Linked DNA regions of Homo sapiens: region 2 is linked to region 1. Evidence: chromatin contacts called from ENCODE Hi-C or POLR2A ChIA-PET data. All regions are on one chromosome and are shown on one strand. Each heading gives the region's core, a stretch centred on a gene start or an enhancer-like site at or near the end of the contact. The rest is flanking DNA. Distances are from core to core; before and after follow the strand shown. Region 1 has its middle 47 kb from the start of LINC01429. Region 2 holds the start of SALL4 (spalt like transcription factor 4).

Region 1 (5,293 bases), core at 1,809-4,308:
AGCCGAGATCATGCCACTGTACTCCAGCCTGGGCAACAGAGCCAAAAAAAAAAAAAAAAACATTAAAAAGTTGGTTTGCCAAAATGTGGTACACACAGAGCTGGTTGTACACAAGATGATATAAGACGAAACGTAGATGAACATTTGAATTGTGTAGTTATGTATTTGCATTAATTCATATTAGAAGAATGTCTAGTTTATCAAGCCTATAACTTCAAAAAGACAATTATATAAGGTTAGGCTAAGTAGAAATTTGAGTTGCTTTAAAGGAAAATATAAAGTAAATAATTATACAGGTTTTATGCATGTAGACAAGATTTTTGATCGGGGTATGGGAATAAAGTTATTTGTCTGAAAATCCTACCTTGACTGAGTGTGGTGGCTCATGCTTGTAATCCCAGAATTTGTGGGGGGCGGCCAAGACAGGAGGATTGCTTGACCCCAGGAATTTGAGGCCAGCCCTGGCAACACAGTGAGACCCTGTCTCTACAAAAAAAATAGAAAAATTATCCAGGCGTGGTGGCGTGTGCCTGTGGTCCCTGATACTCCAGAGGTTGTGGTAGGAGGATGGCTTCAACCCAGGAATTTGAGGCTGCAGTGAGCTACAACTGTGCTACTGCACTCCAGCTTGGGTGACAGAGTGAGACCCAATCTCAAAAAAAAAAAAAAAAAAAAAAAAAAGTCCTACTGTTATAGAGTTTATAATCTAGCAAGTGCAGAAAAACAGGGATATTAAAAGATTATGAAATAATTTTAAAAATCAGTTACCAACGCATAACACTGTGAATGTATTTAATGCCAGTAAACTGTACACTTTAAAATGGTTGAAATGCTAAAATTTATGTTATATATATTTTAATATGATAAAAACCCAATTTCCAAACATATATTAAAAATGATGCCATGCCCGGGTACAGTGGCTTACACCTGTAATCCCAGCACTTTGGGAGGCTGAGGCAGGTGGATCGCCTGAGGTCAGGAGTTCGAGACCAGCCTGATCAACATGGAGAAATTTTGTCTCTACTAAAAATACAAAAATTAGCTGGGTGTGGTGGTGCATGTCTGTAATCCCAGCTACACAGGAGGCTGAGGCAGGAGAATTGCTTGAACCCGGGAGGCGGAGGTTGCAGCCGTTGTACTTCAGATTGGGAAATCGTGCCATTGCACTCCAGACTGGGCAACAAGAGTGAAACTCAGACTCAAAAAAAAAAAAAAGATGCCATTTTTGTAAAAGACATGCACATGTCTTTCTTATGCATAGGAAATTGGAAGGATGGATAGCTACTTTTATACATAGGAAATTGGATAGAAAGATAATACTGGTGGCTGGGCGCAGTGGCTCATGCCTGTAATCCCAGCACTTTGGGAGGCCAAGGCAGGCAGATCATGAGGTCAGGAGATCCAGACCATCCTGGCTAACATGGTGAAACCCTGTCTCTACTAAAAAAATACAAAAAAATTAGCCAGGCGTGGTGGCGGGCGCCTGTGGTCCCAGCTACTCGGGAGGCTGAGGCAGCAGAATGCATGAACCCGGGAGGTGGAGCTTGCAGTGAGCCGAGATCGCGCCACTGCACTCCAGCCTGGGCGACAGAGCGAGACTCCGTCTCAAAAAAAAAAAAAGAAAAAGAAAAAAGAAAAGAAAGATAATACTTGTCATTTTTGGATAAGATTCTGACTGATTTTTTTTTTTTTTTTTTTTTTGAGACAGAATTTTGTTCTTGTTGCCCAGGCTCCAGTGCAATGGCGCAGTCTGGGCTCACTACAATCTCTGCCTCCCGGGTTCAAGTGATTCTCCTGCCTCAGCCTCCCAAGTAGCTGGGATTACAGGAATGTGCCACCATGCCCAGCTAATTTTTTGTATTTTTAGTAGTCATGGGGTTTCACTATGTTGGCCAGGCTGGTCTCGAACTCCTGACCTCGGGCCATCCACCCGACTCAGCATCCCAAAGTGCTGGGATTACAGGCGTGAGCCATCATTGAGTGATTTTTATTGTTTACTTACCTTGTCCAACATCTTATAGAATACATACGTATTAATTTACAATAAGGTTTTATTTAAGAGACTTTTTTTTTTTTTTGGAGACAGAGTTTCACTCTGTTGCCCAGGTTGGAGTGCAGTAGTGCAATTCTCGGCTCACTGCAACCTCTGCCTCCCAGGTTCAAGTGATTCTTGTGCCTCAACCTCCCGAGTAGCTGGGATTACAGGCATGCACCACCACACCCAGTTAATTTTTGTATTTTTAGTAGAGACGGGGTTTTGCCATGTTGGCCAGGCTTGTCTCGAACTCCTGGCCTCAAGCAATCCACCTGCCTTGGCTTCCCAAAGTGCTGGGATTACAGGCATGAGCCACTGTGCCCGGCCGACGTTTCTGTGATTTTTTATTGAATGGCCAAAAAAAGGAGGGAAGGAGGGAGGGGTATCCTGGGGAGGTCAACGGAAATAAAACCAAAATAAGATTTGAAAAAAGGAAACCACTAAAAATGCAATGTGGCATCTTAGATCCTAGAACAGGAACAAGACATTAGTGGAAAAATCAGTAAAATCCAAATAAAGTCTAGAGGTCAGTTAACGGTATTTTACTAATGTTCATTTCTCAGTTACCGTGGTATGTAAGATGTCAAAATCTGGGGAAATTGAGTAGAGAGTATGTGTGAACTCTTAATACAATGTCTTTGTAACTTTTTGGTGAAATTAAAATTACTCCAAAACAAGAAATGTATTTTAAAAATTTAAGTTTAGAGGTTGGAATCATCTTTTTCCTCTTCAGTTTATATTACTGTCATTAACAATAGCCACCAATGACTAATGGCTAACTTTGGAATTTCCACAAATAGCAGGAGAAAACCATTTGGGGTAGGCAACTATTGAAAAGTTACATTTAGATAGTCCCAAAACAAAAGAGAGAGATTTGCAAATTCAGAGGTGATTTTCTGTTTTCTTTTTTTTCTTAGCGTTCTATAAAAGTTCAGTGACGACTTTTAGAAATTCTCCTTTGGATATCCTTAGCTTCCAGGGCCGGAACCAGCACCCTCTAGCCTTCTATGACTCAATCCATGCATATAGATTAGGGGCCAGATACTCTACTTGCATTTCCAGAAATATGAGGGGGGAGTACTTCCCAAGGAGAGGATGTAGTCTCTTTGAAATTTGACCCTTTAAAAGTTGGGCTGCTGGACATTAATAAGGAAGAATTGAAAGTGCAGATCAATAAGACTTGCTGAAAATAAAACACACATTAGCATAGAGTGTTCTCCCTATAACCAAGATTAATGCCTTTTTAAACCAAACCAGAGCACAAAGGTATATCTTTGAGGCTAATTGCCGCTAGCAGATTGCAGAGAGAAAGAAAGACAGGCTTGGGGGCAGGGGCTGGTGGACAAAACCCAATTGCAGAACTCCTAAGAGCAGGAGTGAAATGAAATAACCCCTTGAGTTATGCAGAGAATTTAACCAGCGCTGGGCTCGGTTTTATTGGGCATGCATTTGAAATTTAAATACGTTCTGGGGACAATGCCTTTTTACAGCATAGCCAGGAGCTTGCCAAATAGGAGCACAGCAAGTTTATTAACAAGAGGACATGATCAAACATAAAATAGCAGGCTAAGGACTCCTTTTCTTGTACAGCCACGCTGAAAAGACTTCTGTGGAATTCCAATCCTGCTCTCGACACACCCCTTGTCTAGGACTGTATTTACTCAAACAGCCACCCTCATTTCCTTTTAAAATTTATTTGTCATTAGCCATTACTCACTGCAAAGCTACTTTTTGAGATTTTAATATCCCTTTTAATAAGGCACTATTCTTTGAAAACTACAATACCAACATTTTTGTTGGTACAGTGTTTTTTGGTATTTGAAAAACTATGAAATCAGAAGAACTTATGGCTTGAGATAGTCCCAGATGCATAAATACCCTAAATCAAATGGGCACTTGTTTAGAATGCTTTCTAAGGATGTTCCTCACCCATCTAAAACCCTTCCAACATATCGCATCATGGTTAAGCAGGTAGAATCTAGAATATGATTGTCTGGGTCTAAACCCAGGCCTCCTCCACCTTGGCCTTGGGCAAGTTCCTTAACATTTCTGTACCTGATGTCCTCATTTCTAAAATGGGGCTAATAATAGTCCCCACCTCATAGGGTTGTTTTAAGGGTATACATGTGTGTATACATACGCGTGTACACATGTTGCATATGTATATATTGCACATGTAATTGTGTGTGTGTGTTTATATATAGATATGTGTGTGTGTGTATTTATATATAGATGTGTGGGTGTGTGTATATTGTACTTCCAGGAGAATTCTCAATAAATGGGAGCTGTGGTTGTTTTAGCTTTTTATTGTATTATGGCTGTGAGGCAGAGCTTGTGTTCCTGTGTTTTTTCCCCAGGGGTGGTTTGGCCATGGAAATGAACGGGGTGGCAGGTGATGCTGGGGAGACCAAGGAAAGCAGGAAGAGTGAGGTTGGGAGCAAGAGAAAAGAAGGACGGGAGGTCCAGTCTCAGCTCCTTGCCCTTCTCCTGCCATCTCACTAGCCTCTTACCCCAGGCTTAGTCTCTCAGCTCTTCCCTTCGTTTTCTCCTGAGTTGATCCATTTTCTTAAAGTCTGACTGTCTTTCCTAACAATGTATTAGAAAATAAATAATAAGGCCAGGTGCAGTGTCTCATGCCTATAATCCCAGCGCTTGGGAGGCCGAGGCGGGCGGATCACATGCAGTCAGGAGTTCAAGACCAGCCTGACTAACATGGTGAAACCCCGTCTCTACTAAGAATACACAAATTAGCCGGGCATAGTGGCAGGCACCTGTAATCCCAGCTACTCAGGAGGCTGAGGCAGCAGAATCGCTTGAACCCCGGAGGCAGAGGTTGCAGTGAACTGAGATCGTGCCATTGAACTCCAGCCTGGGCGACAGAGCAAAACTCTGTCTAAATAAATAAATAAATAAACAAATAAATAAATAAGCAAGCTGGCTGTGGTGGCGCGTGCCTGGAGTCCCAGCTACTCAGCAGCTGAGGCAGAAGAATTGCTTGAACCCAGGAGGCGGAGGTGGCAGTGAGCTGAGATTGCACCACTGCACTCCAGTCTGGGTGACAGAAGAGACTCCATTTCAAAACAAACAAACAAAAAACCCCCACCAAACTCCTGGTCAACCTCAAATCTGCATTCTTACAGGATTCACCTGCTTGGCTCCTGGCAACTCTATCCCACCACTGGCAAAACAACGGACAAACAAATAAACAAAAAAACAGGAGATTTCTTTGACTTTTCGATTTCTCTGCTTTCCCATCCA
Region 2 (5,293 bases), core at 878-3,377, 110 kb before region 1:
CTCCCCTCCCTCCCAAATCGCAGTGGCAGCGCACGGCCAGGCCCGAGGTTTTAGCTCAGCTCAGGTTGACTCTGATTCCAAACTCCAACCATCGTTAATTTCAGAAGCCCTCTCGTAACAAGCTTCCCTCCCGAAAGGTGCCAAACACCACCAAAAGCCCCACGTGTGTGCGCCCACCCAAAATGAAGGGGGAAGGGGAGGTCAGCGTAGGACCAGGGGAGGGGTCAGAACCAGGAGCTCGCCCCTCCTCTCCGGAGGAAGCAGGCGGGCTGAGGGTTAACCCTTTTGTTCCAGGTGGGCCAGGCCACGAAGCCTTCACGCTCCCCTCAACCCCCACCCCACCCCGCCCCCAACCAAGGCACAAAGAGAGTCCCTCCAGGCGCCTGGGACCTCGGGTGCGCGCTGCGCTGACCACCCGGCGCCCCGAAAACGCCCAGCCATCCCCTCCGTCAAGCCGATCCTTTTAATTTGCCCTGGAAAAATGTTAAACGGGGAATTCTATTGACGTATTATAAACTTGGGAAATGTATTACATTCAGTCTCCGACAAAAAGGCGGGGATACGGAAGCCAAAAAGTGGCGACCGTCTTCTCGGGAAACCCCGGGTATCAGAGATGGTCTCTGAGAGTCCTCCGGGGTTGCCGCGCACACCCGTCTGCTGCAGGGAAATTAGAAAGCAGGCGGGGAGCGGAGCGACGAACAAGGCCGGAGAGGAGGCTACAAATCCCCCCTCCCCCCACGCGCACGCTAAAAACTTATCAGGCGACAATTTGGCGGGCCGGGATGGAGACGAGATAGTGGAAAACCGCCTCGCTCCTAAAACCTCCGCGGTGAAGTGATGAAGTGGGAACAGAGTTGGCCCCGCCGTTCCTGGCGCGGCTGGGGTCCCGAACTCCCCTCGATCTGGGAAACGCTGGCCGCGGAAGCGTGGGCCAGGTCAGCCGCGGGAGTTCGCTCTGGCCCCCCACCTCTCCCCTTTCACACCCAAGCGCAAATGTGGAAAGCCGAGCGCTCCAGAAAAGCCACGCAAAACGGGAGGCCGGTGCACCCCAGTGGGGCTGCCGCGCGCCCGCCACCCCGGCCACTGGGGGCTCGCACCCTCGGGCTTGCCGCGGTTATTTTTAGGAAGTCGGAAATCAAAGATGGCTGGAGGTCAGGCCCCGAAAGGTTAGGGCGAAGATCGGCAGGCGGCGCAGCCCGGGCAGAAAAGGCGAAATCCAGAAAAGAAAAAAATTTTAAAGGGAAACATTGAGCCCTCCTCCCCCACCTCTCTGGGCCCTCCAATCCCCTGCGCAGCGCGGGTGGCCCGCACCCCAGCTCCTGAGGGTGGGGAGAGGTCGCGCCCCCTCCCCCCACTTGGCCCGGGAGGGGCGCGTGCAACAGATCGTCCTCCTCCGGGGGGTCTTCCAGGGGTGCGCCCCTCCTCCAGCCTCCAAGAAAAGCCCCAAGGGGCTGGTGGAGAGGGTGGGGATCCCCCGGGGTTCTTTCTTTTGAGAGCGACGCGAGGGAGGGGGACCTAAGTTACAAGGGGGGGGGGTAACACCAGTGAGGGGAGTGGAACCAATTAAGTGAGGGGCAGAGGACAAGGAGAAGGGAACCTTTCGGGAGCGAGAACAGAGGAGCGAGTGGGGGTCAATTTTACAATTAGGGGAGAAAGCTGGGGGTGAAACTTACACAAGAGGGGAGAAGAGGAAAAAAGTGTGAAATGTGCAAAAGGCGGGGTGGTGGGGAGAGGAGGAGACCTCTCCTCCCGGGCACTGAGCCCCCAAATCTCGGCTCCTGAATTTGCGCTGGACGCCGCCCGCTCCCCGAAGCCTGCGCCCTCGAGGATCCCGCGTACGTCCGGGAAGCTCCCCTCCCCGGGCGGGCGCCCCAGCCCCACTCACCCAGCTCCCCCGCCGCGGGCGCCGCTGGGGCCGCATCTGCAAACTCCGGGGTCTGCTGCTGCGGCTGCTGCTCGCCCTGGTCCTCCTCCGAGTTGATGTGCTGGGGTTTCGCCTGCTTGCGCCTCGACATGGTGCGAGCATCGGGGCGCCGGGAGAGCCGCAGTTATTTGCCCTCTCCGCCACAAATTCCTGGAGTTGGGAAATTTACCCCCCTTCGGCCGGAACGCGCATGTCCCAGTAATTATTATTATCAATAATGCATTGCGATTTATCATGAGCCCTGACAGCTGATTGGCCTGGGTCCAAGACCTCAGAGATCATTTAAATAAGCCCTCATTGATCAGGGAGGGGTGAGGCATTCTGGGCTTTGTAGTCCGGGCCTACTTGTGACAAAGGCGTGTTCATCAGGGGAGCGCAGCTAATTAGCATCCGGGCTCAGATTGGCTGGGGCGGGGACGAAATCAGAGGGGGACCCATCCTTGCTCCAGCTATCTCAGTCCTTGGAGAGGAAAAGAAAATGGGGAGAAATGCGTACTCATTAAAAAGTAGGAGCTTACGTAGAAGTTTTGGAACGGCTTTATTTGGTAGTTACTTGCTCCAAAGATTACTTGGTAAGGTTGATGTCCACCAGCCGAGAAGGGAGATCTCTTCACAGTGGAATATTTTGGCTCAGTTTTCACATCTACACGCACACACATTCCCCCAAACCTGAGATGTGACCCGTGTCCCCTCCCATCTTTTTGATTAAAAATGTTTAAGTTGAGTCTCGAGATAACTGAAGAATGATGAATGGTGGTGTTTTCAGCCCTCCCACCCATCTCAACTCTTAAAGTGAGCTCGGAACTTCCAAAATTTCAGATACCCCACCACCACCATGACTTACCTCCTTTAAAAGCTGATTAATAGCCTCCAGGATTCCTGTTCACAAAGACTGGTTTGTGGTTACAATGCAAACCTTGATTTTTTTTTAACTTCAAAATGACTGGCTACTAAATATAGAAATGGCAAATGATAAGCAAGCATAGTCAGAGATAATATCAAAACAGCAAGCAATTGCATTTTTTTCCCCAGGAGCCATAAATGCCTGATAACATCATATTTTATTACTGAGACAATGCTCTTGCATCTCCCATGGAATGGCAATGGGGCACTGTCACAGTATCTGGTTGTTACTAATCACTATTGGAATTTTTTTGTGCAATACACACATTATTACAGAAAAGGTGTATCGTTCAAAGTGATTGTATCATTGACACATGATGCCTGGAATTTTTTAAAGTGGGGCTTGTGTGTGTGTATATGATATATTACATGTATACACATTTATACCGTAAATTCATGTATACTTAATTTGGCTAACTGCTTTACACAATGTACATGCTCAATAAATGTTAAATGAATGATGAAATCATCAACCTGCTAAGTCTTTGATTGGTCTTTCCATAACTGCTCTGGGCATGCGTCTTTGTTTGGCATTTACTTCATTGTAAGGGACTGTGCAGATATAAACCCTCCCTCCACATTTGTGCATTGCATTCTCTTGATTAGTTATTCATCACGTTCCCAGCTTGTAAACTCATCAGGAATACAAGCAAAATGGAATGCTGGGCTCATCAATGTGTTCACCTGGGTATTTGGACAACCCAAGGCAGAAAATAAATCAGCTTGATCATCTTTTTTATATTCGTGGCCATCAGTAAAAACTTGTTGAAGGAAGATTAACCTTCAATTTTTGAGTCTCTGAAAAAGTCTTGCCTTATTTTATGTATAATATTTAAAGCAAGTAAGACAGAATTATAGCCAACAGCCAGATTGAAAAGGTAAGAATTTGGTTTAATAATACATAGAAGCAGTTTAGAATTCTGATACTGAGTAAAAAGGCCAATTAGCACCTGCCTTGCTGACTAATCTACTAATATTCTCAACACCTTTTCTGTGTAAGATAGTGTGGCAGGAGATCTAACTTACAAATCTAAACGAATGTGCAGTGGGTTTATGGCTCAAAAAATACTATTGGGTTAAGGAAAATTTCATTTATATAGTTGTTTATATTTATTTTAGTAGATGATAGTTGTAACATGTTAGCCTTACTACGAGACAAAATTGTGCCGCTTGACTCTCCAAGTGATAGTAATAATAATAATTGATTGAGCCCCTTGTACATGCCACAGACTGCATTAAATGAATGCACACCGCCTTGTTTTATCTTCCCATGGAGGTTGGCCCTATTGTCCTCTCCATTTTGAAACTGAGGCTCAAAGACATGAAGTGACTTAATTAGAAACTGGCTGAGCTGGTGGTCAGTTTCTAAGCCGGTGGTCAGTTTCTAAGTCTGACTCCAAAATTCTATCACATCCTAATACCTGTCTTCCAACTATAGCTGAATATAGAGAAGATAGCTAAAGAAGAAAAATCGGAGTACAGTAAACTAAATTTAAAGTGTCCTAGAAAAATCTTGGGTCTTCAGAAATCACTCCAACAGATGAAGTCAAGAAGTTTCCCTCAAATGGAAACCTTCCACAAATGTCATATCAAGAAAAGCAGGACACAGTACATGTTTTGAATCTACCCCCAGTTTAACAGCTGCAGCCAGGAGCCAGTTGGTGGAAAATAAAGTAAGTCCTAGAGCAAAGCAGGGGATGAACGGAGGGCATAGCAACAGGCAAGTCCGTAATCAAAAGTTGTTTCAGGCTGAGCACAGTGTCTCACGCCTGTAATCCCAGCACTCTGGGAGGCCAAGACTGGCGGGTCACCAGAGGTCAGGAGTTCGAGACTAGCCTGGCCAACACGGTAAAACTCCATCTCTACTAAAAATACAAAAATTAGCTGGTTGTGGTGGCGCATGCCTGTAATCCCAGCTACTCAGGAGCCTGACGGAGGAGAATCACTTGAATCCAGGAGGCGGTGGTTGCAGTGAGCCAAGATCTAGCTACTGCACTCCAACCTGGGCGACAGAGTGAGACTCTGTCTCATGAAAAAACAACAACAAAAAAGTTATTTATTAAACCAAAGGACCTGGTTGGGACCCAAGCTTGAAAAGAAAATGTTCAGAGTAAAGGATGATATTAAACTTTTTCATGTTAACGTCCTTTGTTAGGTGACTGGGTTTATATAATCCAGTCATTGTCAATGTTTATGTAATCCAGTCATGTTCAATGTTTGTGCCAGGCAGGAATATTCAAAAAATACACTTCTTGGTATATTTTTCAGCAGTCTTATTGTTTATAAGGAGATTTGGGATGCATAATCCCATTTTATCCTCACTAATATCCTTTTTTAATTCCTTTTTTTTTTTTTTTTTTTTTTTGAGACAGACCACTCTTGTCACCCAGGCTGGAATGCAGTGGCACGATCTCTGCTCATTGCAACCTCTGCCTGGGTTCAAGCGATTCTCCTGCCTCAGCCTCC

The links. Hi-C counts contacts between places; a loop is a spot of excess contacts on that map. ChIA-PET counts read pairs that join two places held with the same protein, here RNA polymerase II (POLR2A). Pooled maps may share reads with other maps.
Region 2: a loop to region 1 is called in a map of Caco-2, with 4 times the contacts of the local background. The contact joins the promoter of SALL4 here to the enhancer-like site in region 1. A Hi-C loop is called at or near these places in 2 of 168 maps with a recorded cell type or tissue (Caco-2 and Calu3) and 2 of 50 pooled maps. POLR2A ChIA-PET finds 5 or more read pairs at or near these places in 6 of 52 experiments (AG04450, Caco-2, H1 and 3 more).

The regions. Positions count from the first base shown.
Region 1 is chr20:51,907,338-51,912,630 of GRCh38, forward strand. No RefSeq gene overlaps it. Among named protein-coding and RNA genes, the nearest start is that of LINC01429, 47 kb to the left of the region's middle. RefSeq lists a silencer at 1-131. Within about 2 kb of position 3,059, at least 5 of the 41 ENCODE cell types and tissues checked have a DNase peak (open chromatin) inside an H3K27ac peak, as active enhancers do; they include PC-9, where a contact is called at or near this core.
Region 2 is chr20:51,800,394-51,805,686 of GRCh38, forward strand. SALL4 (spalt like transcription factor 4) reads right to left here and starts at 2,128. Exons shown (of 4, transcript NM_020436.5): 1 at 1,886-2,128. The coding sequence starts at 2,015. RefSeq lists enhancers at 1-31, 547-1,189, 1,833-2,474.